Regions from separate parts of the Homo sapiens genome. Here all the other regions are linked to region 2. The links are chromatin contacts, found by Hi-C or POLR2A ChIA-PET in ENCODE. All regions are on one chromosome and are shown on one strand. The core of a region is the stretch at or near the end of the contact, and the rest is flanking DNA. Distances in the headings are between cores, read along the strand shown.

Region 1 (4,435 bases), core at 718-3,217, 280 kb after region 2:
ATTTAAAGTTGAACCTGGATTAACAAAATCTAGGGTTTCAAATCTAGAGCTTCAGTAAATTAAATATTAAACACCAAAGTCACTCTATTAGCCCTTTCCCAGCACCTCTGGCTGGGACTGTGGACCAAGTTCTGTGAATGATTCTATGGCCTAGGAGATCAAAGATCTCCATGGTTTATCAGTAAGTCTTCTCTAAGACTGGGAAGTAGGTGCCTAGAGTTATGCCTGGATTAAATTTTGACTTCCTAGCCATCTGATTTTGCACAAGTCTTATCTGTAAAGTGGGTCTACTAATATCTATTTAATAGGGGTATTAAGAAGATTAAAAACATTGAGATACATAAAGTGTTTTACACAACACCTGGATTTTAGTAAACATCAGTTATTATTATTAGCATTCTTCCAAGATCTGCACACAAAGTGAGTTACGGCTAATCAGTTGATAAACTCCTAGCAGAGCAGAAGGTTATGTGTGTTGTGATGTTTAAGTGGTACTGGGAAACTCTGGTTGCCTTGAGGTTCTGAAATTCTACTGTATCAGATGGGTTCCTTTAAACATTGCTCTCTCTAGGGGGTCCTCTTTTTAAAAGTATGCACCTTCTGGAGGGCATCTCTTCATCCTTGTGTGGTTTAGTTTATCAGGTATTTTCCTCACGATGGCAGCCTGAGAACAGGGGACGCCCAAGGGCTGGGATTTGTGTGCTCCGGAAGAAAACGGGGTGTAGAAGTGGGGCCTCTGAAAGAGGGCGAAAAGGCAAGGAAAAGGAGAAATGTTGCACAGTCTTATGGTCTGTCCCCTGCCATTCTGTTCCCCTGAGGTGTCAGAGCAGCTTCTCTGTCTTCCCAGGGATGAGTTTACACAGACATTCCCTGTGGCCCCCTGAGGCCTCCACCTCTGAAATCTGCAGAACAGCCAGGAAACAAGCCCGGCCCATGGCGCCACCTGCTGCCTGCCTGCCTCCGCTCATGCACCCTGGGCTGGGATGGTACTTCTGTTCGTCTGGCATTATTGCCCTTGGTCATTTACCGGCAGCCCTGGGCCCCTCCTTGCTCTTCTCCATGACACTAGGACTCCCTTGGTCTTGAAGCTGGGTGAGATTATCAGGGTTTGTTTCTCAATGACTTTGAGGTTTGACAGCAGAGCACACTCTTTGGCAGATGAGGGGGCTTGAGGCTTAGTCTTATTCCGTGATTAAAAGCATTTCTTGTATGTTTGTCCTTTCCCAGCCTGGAGTGATGGGAATAAGGCCACTATGTTGACTTAGCGGAAGGAAGGGCTGACTCACTGTTCACCTTCCCTGTACGTTACCAGCTCGAGGTCTCAGGATGCGTTGGACCCTATTTTGGTCTCCGGAATTTGTCATCATGCAGTGCTATTTTCCCCATTATGCAGAGGTGGAGAGGGATTAAGGCGGGGGCGGGCCCCTGTCTCCATGGAGACAGTGACGCTACCCCGCTAGGGGTTATTTGGAAGCGGGGCAGGCCTAGGAGGCTGAAGAAGGCTTCGGACTGGACTCCCCAGCCCCTGGTGTTAGGGCTTTTCTCTTTCTTGGGCTTGGGAACATTAGCCAGCCCCATTTTAGAGGGGAAAACTGAGGCTCAGAAAGGGCACTGAATCCCCTTAGGTCACAATGCGCCCAAGGGAAGAGGCAGGATCGACTGAGCCTAGGATCTCGCGTCTTCGGCTTTCCCCCAGAGCCTGGGAAGCCCTTCTTAGCTCCACTCTTCTTTGAGCTTTCCGTCAAACAAATCCTAGGGCCCGTGGCCTTTTCGAGCGCTCCTAAAGGCGACTCTCCAAGACCCGCTCTCTAAGGTGCTCTTCCCCTTTAAGACTCACGGCTCTTCCCGTCAGGCTGCGTCGCAGTCTTAAGGCCCCGCCTTTTCAGACAGCTTCCGCTGGGCCTGGGCCGCTGCGGGGCGGTCACGGCCCCTTTAAGCCTGAGCCCCGCCCCCTGGCTCCCCGCCCCCTCTTCTCCCCTCCCCCAAGCCAGCACCTGGTGCCCCGGCGGGTCGTGCGGCGCGGCGCTCCGCGGTGAGCGCCTGACCCCGAGGGGGCCCGGGGCCGCGTCCCTGGGCCCTCCCCACCCTTGCGGTGGCCTCGCGGGTCCCAGGGGCGGGGCTGGAGCGGCAGCAGGGCCGGGGAGATGGGCGGTGGGGAGCGCGGGAGGGACCGGGCCGAGCCGGGGGAAGGGCTCCGGTGACTTAAGGGGAGGGAATGCTCCTCTGCCGTGCTCACCGCGTGCTGGGGCTGCGCGGGGCTAGGTATGGTCGGGCTGTTTTCCCACTGTCCCTTCTTCGGGCAGTGTCGCCGTCCAGCCTGGTTGTTGAAGCGTCCCCGTGGTCCCCCGGGGTCCAGGCCCCTTTGTGGAGGCAGCTGCTGGCCCCCAGCCCATGGGACCGTAGTCGCGGAGGCCTCTGCAGAGGCGCAGGCTGGAAGCGGTGGCCTTTGAGGGGGGCGGCAGGAGAGAGTACCGACCTCCCTCGAACTCCTGGCAGAGGTGGGGGTCGCAGCAAAAGCACTGGGGTGGAGGGCGGCCAGTGTGGGGCAGACGCCTGTGTGCCTTCCTCAGATACGGGCAGAGTTGTGGATGTGAGAAGGGTCTGGCTTGGGTACCTCAGTTCCAAACCTCCTGTGTCCATCAGAGAGCTGGCGGTCACCATGGCAATGCGGGAGCTGGTGGAGGCCGAATGCGGGGGTGCCAACCCGCTCATGAAGCTCGCCGGGCACTTCACCCAGGACAAGGCCCTTCGGCAGGAGGGATTGAGGCCTGGCCCCTGGCCCCCCGGAGCCCCGGCCTCTGAGGCAGTGAGTGTTCTTGAGGTGGAAAGCCCAGGTGCAGCCTCTGAGGCAGTGAGTGTTCTTGAGGTGGAAAGCCCAGGTGCAGCCTCTGAGGCAGTGAGTGTTCTTGAGGTGGAAAGCCCAGGTGGTGGTGGTCTGAGGTGGAGGGGCTGTTTGCACATCTTGGTATAACTGCTTTCTCTATTGTGTTGCAAATCATAGTAGTTACCACTTACTGAGCGTTTATAAACACTAGAAAACCCTGTGCACCTTTAAATAAATGCAACCATTTTATAGATGAAGAAGCCGAGGCTCAGATGCCTATGGGCTTCATCAACCCCTGATTTTAGAGGAACTGCGTCATTGTACATCTCTGTCTTTCTCTCTTAGGCCTCCAAGCCTTTGGGAGTAGCTTCTGAAGATGAGGTAAATAGACCAGTCTCTTTTCTGTCCCATTTTTCTCTTGCCCACTGTGTTTTTACCTTTAAACTTAGTTCACCCGTATTTCAATTTTTGGGCTTTCCTGACCGAATGAGAATGCCTGCTTGTTTTTAAATGTATTTTTTCGTCCTTCTAAATCTATGGAAAGACAGTTTCTCTTTATGTGTCTCCAGTTTCTGTGTTTTCCTTTCCTTGTATCTAACATTGGGATCCCCCTCCAGTGGGTCCTGCCTCTTGCTGGGGCCTCCCAAGCCTATGGGTTCATTTCATCATTTCCCTTCTGGCAGTTGGTGGCTGAATTCCTGCAGGACCAGAATGCACCCCTTGTGTCCCGTGCCCCTCAGACCTTCAAGATGGATGACCTCCTGGCTGAGATGCAGCAGATTGAGCAGTCAAACTTCCGCCAGGCTCCCCAGAGAGGTGAGTCCAGAGTCTAGTGGGAGGGGAGATCGTTTTCCATGTAGCCAGGGCCAAGGAAGGGGGTTCCATTGGATGCTGCTGGCATTGGGGACCTGAGATGCAGAAGGAGACAAAAGTAACAGAGTGTTTTCACGTGGATTCAGGGTTCTTTAGGCATGATGGAATGGTATGTATGTATTCTTTCTTAGTTTTCTCTCTCTCTCTTTTAAGCCCCTGGTGTGGCAGACTTGGCCTTGTCTGAGAACTGGGCCCAGGAGTTTCTTGCAGCTGGAGATGCTGTGGATGTAACTCAGGATTATAATGAGACTGACTGGTCCCAAGAATTCATCTCTGAAGTTACAGGTGAAACTTGTTATGGGAAAATCTATATTGGCTTCTATGGGACAGAATTCTATACCCTTCCCCTGTTCACGTTATAGTGTGATTACGATTTTTCTGGTCTCATGACTCATTTCTAGAGGGGTAGGGTACTGAACTCAATTTCCCTTAGGTGATAACGGAATGTAATGTATATTAAAGAGAGGACTGGGTTTGTACTGGATAAGAGATTTTGGATAGAGAGAACGAAGAGTTTGGTTGGCCTTTTTACTTTATCACTGTGGTTTAGTGGAGAGGATCTACAGATTGGATGGATGGCAGTGTTGCCGAGGAAGAGAGTATTCACTACAGCACCTGGGATTCTGGCCTTAAGTTATTTGGAACAGAATTGGGGCCTTCAGAGTGTTATTGTGAAGTTCCAGTGCCTGAAGTGTATGGCTTTAGAAGGTAAAGACCATACCATGATGATGATAATAA
Region 2 (4,362 bases), core at 1,863-4,362:
CTCTGTTGCCCAGGCTGGAGTGCAGTGGTGCGATGTCAGCACACTGCAATCTCCGCCTCCCAGGTTCAAGCGATTCTCCTGCCTCCGCCTCCGGAGTAGCTGGGATAACAAACGCCCGCCACCACGCCCGGCGAATTTTTGTATTTTCAGTAGAGACAGGGTTTCGCCATGTTGGCCAGGCTGGTGTTAAACTCCTGACCTCAGGTGATCCGCCCACCTTGGCCTCCCAGAGTGCTGAGATGATAGGTGTGAGCCAAAGCGCCTGGCTTTTTTTTTTTTTTAGACAGAGTCTCGATCTGTTGCCCAGGCTGGAGTGCAGTAGCGTGATCTCGGCTCACTGCAACCTCTGCCTCCCGGGTTCAAGTGATTCTCGTGTCTCAGCCTCCCAAGTAGCTGAAACTACAGGCACAAGCCACAACGCCTGGCTAATTTTTTTTCTTTTTTTGAGACGGAGTTTCACTCTTGTTGCCCAGGCTGGAGTGCAGTGGCGCGATCTCAGCTCACTGCAACCTAGGCCTCCTGTATTAAAGCGATTCTGCTGTCTCAGCCTCCCGAGTAGCTGGGATTACAGGTGCGAGCCACCACCCCAGCTAATTTTTTGTATGTAGAGACGGGGTTTCACCATATTGGCCAGACTGGTCTCAAACTCCTGACCTCAGGTGATCCACCCGCCTAGGCCTCCCAAAATGCTGGGATTACAGGCGTGAGCCACCACGCCCAGCCTAAATATTACTTTTATAATTGAAAGAGACTCTATCTAGACCAGCCGATGGGGGAAAAATATCAAGGATGTTGTGGAGTATCTAGCTCTCATTACACAGTGTAACTTCAGTCCTTGCCAACTAAACACGAAATAAAACCTTCAATAGCTCCCCACAGCTTTCAGGATAAAGTCCAGATCCTTCAGTGTGATCCAAGTCTGTTTACTGCTTCTACCATATTCCAACCCCCGACTGCACCTACTGTTCCAGCCAGCAGAACCACCTGCTTTCTTTGCACAGGCATTGAGCTCTTTCTTCTCCAAGCATTACCACAGGTGATTCCTGCCTCTGAAATCTCTGCCCCGAATATATGATATCATGTATATGCATATACTATACAATGATCCCTAGCACTTAGTAAAAGCTCTATAAATGTTGGGTATGATTATTATAACATGTCTCATTATATTGAATTACTTGTGTACTTAATCTTGTCACTGAACTGTACACCTCTTGAAGATAAAAGATAAGGACTTCTGTGCTTTACTGTCCCGGAGCACAGGGACAGATTAAGTGCTTAACAAAAGCATGGCAGGGCGCAGTGGCTCATGCCTATAATCCCAGCACTTTGGAAGGCCGAGGCGGGCGGATTGCTTGAGCCCAGGAGTTTGAGACTAGCCTGGGCAACATAGCAAAACCTTGTCTCTACAAAAAATACAAAAAAATTAACTTGGCATGGTGGCGCACACCTGTAGTCCCAGGTACCCAGGAGGCTGAGACGGAAGGACTGCTTGAGCCCAGGAGGTGGACGTTGCAGTGAGCTATGATTGCTCCACCGCACTCCATCCTGGGCGACAGAGGGAAACTCTATTTCAAAACAAAAATAAAAACAAAATAACAAAAGTGTATGTTCAAGGACACCTTCCTAACCCTTACATCACAACTTTTCTTCCCATCTAATGTGTCTTCCTCTTTCTTCTTGGCCAAGGAAACTCATATCCATTTCTTTTGACTACATCAAACCACATGGATTTTTCCCTTCTCCACACTCCAACAATACAATAACTTTCATTTGTATAGCACATCTCACTCTTCAGAGTGTTCATATTTATTATTTCTTTTTCCTCACAGCAACCCCAGTACCAAGGACACAGGCCAGGGGTGGGGAGGAGCAGGAAAATGTTTACTAAGGGTCAACTAAGTGCAAGGCGATTTACCCACATTATCTCTTTTAATCCCTTAACAATCCTTACAGGTGGACGTTTTAATAATCCCCATTTCACGACTGTGGAAATTAGACCTCAGTAAGATTTCATAACCTGCTGAAGGACACACAGGTATTAAGTAGTAGAGATGGGTTTTGAAGCTGGTGTCTCTGACTTTAAAGTCCCTACTGGTTCCATGACACCAAGTAAACAGATTTGCCTATTAACCACATTCCTCCAAGCTGCCCTGGGCAGGAGGTAATATAATACTTCCTGATTTCTTGCCCACCACATCTTCCACCAGACCACTTTGCCGTTATATAAAGTCTGTGGGCACAATTTAACAATGAATCACATGCCATCTTACCTGGTTACCTCATTGTTTCATTTACATTAGATTCCACAACAAGATTGGTAACATCCCCCTTTCCCCAGGCAGGAATTGTGTCATCTTAACCTCCCTGAGCCTCAGTATCCTCTTCTTTCAAATGTCTATCTTACAGGACTGTTGCAGAGATTAAATATCAGTTGTAAAGATGTTTGACATAATGTCTCGCACAAACTCTCCAGAAATATTTATTGCATCTCAACATCTTTTTCATCTCCTTCAACATGTCAGACAGGCCTGAGTGCCTGGGTTTGGCTATGCCAGTTCCTGTTGATTACTGATATAACAACGTTGGATCAGGAGTATTTTAGTGGGCAGATGTTGAATTTTCTGCCTTCCACCCACTAAAAGGTTTGCATCAAACCAGTCCAGGATAACTCATACTGGATCCCTGTCAGTTGATATAGTTAAGCTAATTCTACAGATAACAAAGAGTCTTGGGTACGTTTAGCTAGCAAATGCAGATCTGCCAAGACTCCAACCCAGTTCTTAAGGTATCTGGGTCTGGACTCCTTCCGCTCCACCAAGCCACCTTCCAAAGGTCTACCTGAAAATAACTAATGAGCAGAAACTATAGGGGGAAGGGGAAAAGACCCCTTATCTTGGTGTTTCTTGCTTTTCCTCGCAGCCCCGCCCTTTTTGCTTCGAAGGACGAGTTTTTCCTGAATTCACAATACTTTTGCATTGAAGATGTCCGGTCCCTTTAAGGTCTTGGGTGACGTAATGACTAGCCCCGCCCCCTCTCTTCTCGCTTCTCAGCCCTGCCCACTTCTTTTTGTCCTCAGCCAATTAGCGGCCCAACGCCCCTTCCGCGCCTCATCCGGGTTCCCGGGACGGGAAAGTGGCGTGGTAACCAGGCAACTACTGATCAATCCCCTCCCCGGCTGATTTGCGCATCAGGTAGTCGCCGCTCTACTCTCAACGGTGGCGAGCTGCAGTTGCCAAGTGCCCCGTCCCCGTTGCCATAACAGCAGTACACAACCCCTCCTTCCCCTCGCCCGCTTGCTAAACAGTCCTTCCCTCTCGGGACCAAGGGCCTCTCCAGAACTGCTTCTGATTGAGCAGAAACAGGGTCTGAGCCCCTTTGCTAAGGCGAATTGAGTGGGAGGGTTGGAGACTGCGCTTTAGGCTGGTGTACCAGAGGGCCCAAGGAAATTGGCCCAGTGGGGAGGGAAAAGTAGAAGAAATGAATGGAGCAGGGATTACGGATGGCGCAATGGGAGCTGAGAGGAGAGGAGGAGGAATTGGTAGGGAAGATTGGAGAGCATGGCTTAAGGGGGAGGTGGGAAGAATGGGGGAGAGGGAAGCCCAGGAAATAGGGACACCCGGCTGCTGGAGGAGAGCTGGAGTCACTGTGAAGGACAGGAAAGGCCTGGGGGTGTGGGTGACATCCTGAAGGGAGGGGGTCCTCAGTGGAAAGTGTGAAGTGGGAGTTGAGAATCAAAATGAGATGTTCACAGGGATAAGGAAAGAAGCCTAGAGTTGGTGGGTCAGAAGTCATGGGGGTGATGGGAGTGGCACGTGTCAATGACGATGAAGGAGCTGAAGGCTGGCAGAAGCTGATGAGACCTTCTTTTTCAGGAGGAGGACTGAGCTTATCTGACTCCAGAGCTTTCAGGAGGGAAGAAAGATGTCAGATGAAGATGATCTAGAAGACTCTGAGCCAGACCAGGATGATTCTGAGAAAGAAGAGGACGAGAAGGAGACAGAGGAGGGGGAGGACTACAGAAAAGAGGGGGAAGAGTTCCCTGAGGAAGTGAGAGCCTGGACAAGGAGGGGTCCTAGGGCTGAAGGAGGGGGTTGGGCAGGGGAGAGACACCTTACTCCACTTCTACCTGCAGTGGCTGCCCACCCCCCTCACGGAGGACATGATGAAGGAAGGGCTTTCTCTGCTCTGTAAGACAGGCAATGGGCTGGCTCATGCTTATGTCAAGCTGGAGGTTAAAGAGAGGTGCGTTTTGGGGGGACCAGATGAGGACTGTGAGACTGTAGGGCCCCTATCTCCTTTCCCACTGTCATTCCTGGGTGTTCTGGTTGAGAGTTTGACTCTTCTCATGCCTAGTGGAAA
Region 3 (3,903 bases), core at 1-2,500, 450 kb before region 2:
ATAAGGTGGGGGAAAGGGGAGAGGCAAGGTGACAGGAGGGCTGGGCTGAGGGAGCCAAGGGCTAGACCCTCCCCTAACCCCTGTGTGTCCCCTCCTATTACAGCCCAAAGATCCCTGTGCAGCTCCGATTTTATTCGCATCCTTGTGATCTTCTCTGGAATGTTCCTTGTTTTCACCCTGGCCGGGGCCCTGTTCCTCCATCAACGAAGGAAATATAGATCAAGTAAGAGACAGAACACAGGCCTCCGGTCCTGCCCCTGCACCACACCCCACTGGCTCAACCCCACTGCCCACGCCTGGAATCTCACTGAAACCCACCAGCTCCACTTCACCAGCCTTGGTCCTACCCCTTCTCTCCCCTTAGCTGGCGTGCTCCTGACACCCCTCCCCCAAGCGCACCCGCCTCTACCCATCTCCTTCTCCCGTCTCCCCCTGCCCCCACTGCTGGCCAAGACTCATCGGATCTCCTTCTGCAGACAAAGGAGAAAGTCCTGTGGAGCCTGCAGAGCCTTGTCATTACAGCTGCCCCAGGGAGGAGGAGGGCAGCACCATCCCCATCCAGGAGGATTACCGAAAACCGGAGCCTGCCTGCTCCCCCTGAGCCAGCACCTGCGGGAGCTGCACTACAGCCCTGGCCTCCACCCCCACCCCGCCGACCATCCAAGGGAGAGTGAGACCTGGCAGCCACAACTGCAGTCCCATCCTCTTGTCAGGGCCCTTTCCTGTGTACACGTGACAGAGTGCCTTTTCGAGACTGGCAGGGACGAGGACAAATATGGATGAGGTGGAGAGTGGGAAGCAGGAGCCCAGCCAGCTGCGCCTGCGCTGCAGGAGGGCGGGGGCTCTGGTTGTAAAACACACTTCCTGCTGCGAAAGACCCACATGCTACAAGACGGGCAAAATAAAGTGACAGATGACCACCCTGCAGCTCTCCAGCTTCCTCTCTGAAATCCCAGTCCCAAAATCCAGTTTCCTGGCCGCCTCCTGGCTCAGGTCAGGATCTGGCAGAGGAGGTTTCTCAGCCGGTTATGTTGGGGCCTGCTTAAGGGCGGGGGTGAGAAAGGTCCCCAGGCTACTGTGGATCCTGTGTCTGACTTCAGATCCCCTTTTCCCACAGTTATAGCTCCACTTTTTTGGGACAGGTGGGGAGCAAAAGGGTGCAGAGGTCAGGTCTTGAAATCACCAGGGGATTTCCGGGTGAGGTGGGTGGTGAGAAAGGAAACAGCAAGCAGGGCTCTGGCAGCTGCTGCAGACGGCTTCACACAGGGACGCGGGCTGCCATCTTGCTCTAAGTGAAAGTGAAAGAAAAGTCGGCAGCAGAGGGAACAGGGAAGAAACCTAAAGGCTGCAGGCTGCCAGGTGTGCTTGGAGAGCCCCCTTCTTCCGCCGGGCCTCGCAAGCAGCGTAGGACTGTGGAGAAGGGCGGTGGGCAAGGAGGGAACTCGAGAGCAGCCTCCATGGGCACACAGGAGGGCTGGTGCCTGCTGCTCTGCCTGGCTCTATCTGGAGCAGCAGAAACCAGTGAGTCTGGGAGTCGGGGAGAGCTGGCTGGGAGAAGAGCTACTGAAGCCCCAGGGTGCCACCCTCCCCGAGATTCCAGAAGAGCAAAGGGGCCGGGGATGACCCCATCGCCTTCTAAGCCCAACAGGGGAAAGGCTCAGCGGCTGGCAAAGGAAGGAACCAATAGTGTGTGTGGAGGGAGGGTGGGGACTCCACAGGGAAAATGCTAAAGAGGGGCTGCCTCTGTGGCTGTGGTCAGGAGCCACTGTCCTACAGAGAGGGCACTGGCCTGGGAGCTGACACTTCAGAAGAGGAAAGGACTCCCCAGGTGAGGAAATCACTTGGAAGGTGACCTTGAAGGCGGGGGAGGGGAAGGCTACCCGAAATGGGAGAAAGCAGTGCAGGCTGTCAGTGCCCCAGCAACAGTAACTGTCCAGTCTCCTCTCTCTGCGGTGGCACTTGCTTGTTTTCTGAGAATTCCTTTGACTGAAAAGATAGTCTTTTATTCAACAGTTGGAAATGCAAGCATAAACTCCTCTGAGCAAGGCAAATCCAGGACTTTAACTCTCACCAAGAAGTATTTGCCTGGACTAGCAGGTGCTCTCCAGAAAGCTGGTTTGGGGATGACGGGAGAATAGAGGGACACAGAAACAGCTAGGATCTTGGATGGCAACTTTTACCCTTTGATGACTCCACAGCTTGAGGGCGGGGGCAGGAAGCAAGTGTGGAGTAGCTTTCTGGGGAAGGCGGTGCTCACCCCAGCCTTTGTCTGCAGAGCCCCACCCAGCAGAGGGGCAGTGGCGGGCAGTGGACGTGGTCCTAGACTGCTTCCTGGCGAAGGACGGTGCGCACCGTGGAGCTCTCGCCAGCAGTGAGGACAGGGCAAGGGCCTCCCTTGTGCTGAAGCAGGTGCCAGTGCTGGACGATGGCTCCCTGGAGGACTTCACCGATTTCCAAGGGGGCACACTGGCCCAAGATGACCCACCTATTATCTTTGAGGCCTCAGGTAAAAGCCTTCCACCTGTGTCCTTGGTCCTCCCGGGCTCCCTCCACCAGGACAGCCCAGGTCCCGATTACAGCCACACATACTGCCTCCCGTTGGCCCTGGTGTTCTCACGCTAATTTGCCCTCTGTGTGTGCCCTGCTTCTCCCCAGTGGACCTGGTCCAGATTCCCCAGGCCGAGGCCTTGCTCCATGCTGACTGCAGTGGGAAGGAGGTGACCTGTGAGATCTCCCGCTACTTTCTCCAGATGACAGAGACCACTGTTAAGACAGCAGCTTGGTTCATGGCCAACATGCAGGTCTCTGGAGGGGGACCTAGCATCTCCTTGGTGATGAAGACTCCCAGGGTCACCAAGAATGAGGCGCTCTGGCACCCGACGCTGAACTTGCCACTGAGCCCCCAGGGGACTGTGCGAACTGCAGGTAAGAAAATGAAAAGCAAGGCCAGGTGTGGTGGCTCACGCCTGTAATTCCAGAATTTTGGGATACCGAGGTCGGTGGATCACCTGAGGTCAGGAGTTTGAGATCAGCCTGGTCAACACGGTGAAACCCCGTCTCTACTAATACCAAAATTAGCCGGGCATGGTGGCGGGTGCCTGTAATCCCAGCTACGAGGGAGGCTGAGGCAGGAGAATCGCTTGAACCCGGAAGGCAGAGGTTGCGGTGAGCCGAGATCACACCATGGCACTTCAGCCTGGGCAACAAGAGCGAAACTCCATCTCAAAAAAAAAAAAGAAAAGAAAAGAAAAGCAAGTCACAGAAAGTTTTGCTTTTCTAAAGTGGTAAGATATGGGGCACAGAAGAAGAAAGGGAACAAATCCACCTCCATCCACACTGGTCACCTCAGGGCACCCCTAGGCCTTGGTCCTTTCTTCCTAAAAACCCCTGAGTCAGGCCAGGTGCGAAGGCCCATGCCTGTAATCCCAGCACTTTGGGAGGCCAAGGCAGGTGGATCACCTGAGGTCAGGAGTTCAAGACCAGCCTGGCCAACATGGTGAAACCCCCTCTCTACTAAAATACAGAAATTAGCCGGGCATGATGGCAGGTGCCTGTAATCCCAGCTACTCAGGAGACTGAGACGGGAGAATCACTTGAACCTGAGAGACGGTGGTTGCAGTGAGCCGAGATTGCGCCACTGCACTCCAGCCTGGGCAGCTGAGTGAGACACCGTCTCAAAAACAACAACAACAACAAAAACCCTGAGTCCACAAGAGAATGCTTCGCAGCCCCTACCTGAACGTCCCCAGGCACACAGACAACCTGTGTTATTTCCAAAATGGAGATCGTTCTCATCTCACTGGGCTGCCATGAGGAAATAAGACACATGATGCTATTCTGTACATGGGTGCTGTCCACTGTAGTCTTATCGAGCCAAAACCCGGTTTTCTCCCAGTGAAATGC

What was found. Hi-C counts contacts between places; a loop is a spot of excess contacts on that map. ChIA-PET counts read pairs that join two places held with the same protein, here RNA polymerase II (POLR2A). Pooled maps may share reads with other maps.
Region 1: a loop to region 2 is called in a map of CD8-positive, alpha-beta T cell, with 27 times the contacts of the local background. The contact joins the promoter of PEX5 here to the promoter of LRRC23 in region 2. A Hi-C loop is called at or near these places in 4 of 168 maps with a recorded cell type or tissue (CD4-positive, alpha-beta T cell, CD8-positive, alpha-beta T cell and naive thymus-derived CD4-positive, alpha-beta T cell), 6 of 37 single-sample maps with no recorded cell type and 15 of 50 pooled maps. POLR2A ChIA-PET finds 5 or more read pairs at or near these places in 1 of 52 experiments (activated B cell).
Region 3: a loop to region 2 is called in a pooled map, with 3 times the contacts of the local background. The contact joins the promoter of TAPBPL here to the promoter of LRRC23 in region 2. A Hi-C loop is called at or near these places in 3 of 50 pooled maps. POLR2A ChIA-PET finds 5 or more read pairs at or near these places in 2 of 52 experiments (Caco-2 and OCI-LY7).

What each region holds. Positions count from the first base shown.
Region 1 is chr12:7,187,719-7,192,153 of GRCh38, forward strand. It overlaps PEX5 (peroxisomal biogenesis factor 5), which reads left to right and starts at 1,968. Exons shown (of 16, transcript NM_001351132.2): 1 at 1,968-2,032; 2 at 2,644-2,806; 3 at 3,170-3,205; 4 at 3,508-3,640; 5 at 3,851-3,982. The coding sequence starts at 2,660. RefSeq lists enhancers at 453-954, 955-1,454, 1,765-1,824, 1,825-2,541, 2,535-2,684 and 2 more and silencers at 865-914, 1,935-2,344.
Region 2 is chr12:6,901,710-6,906,071 of GRCh38, forward strand. LRRC23 (leucine rich repeat containing 23) reads left to right here and starts at 3,113. Exons shown (of 8, transcript NM_001135217.2): 1 at 3,113-3,366; 2 at 3,876-4,050; 3 at 4,136-4,245. The coding sequence starts at 3,925.
Region 3 is chr12:6,450,792-6,454,694 of GRCh38, forward strand. It overlaps TAPBPL (TAP binding protein like), which reads left to right and starts at 1,251. Exons shown (of 7, transcript NM_018009.5): 1 at 1,251-1,521; 2 at 2,276-2,506; 3 at 2,656-2,925. The coding sequence starts at 1,458. It overlaps CD27 (CD27 molecule), which reads left to right. Exons shown (of 6, transcript NM_001242.5): 5 at 104-223; 6 at 477-922. The coding sequence ends at 601. CD27-AS1 (CD27 antisense RNA 1) reads right to left here and starts at 726. Exons shown (of 6, transcript NR_015382.2): 1 at 1-726. RefSeq lists enhancers at 61-270, 361-520, 951-1,550.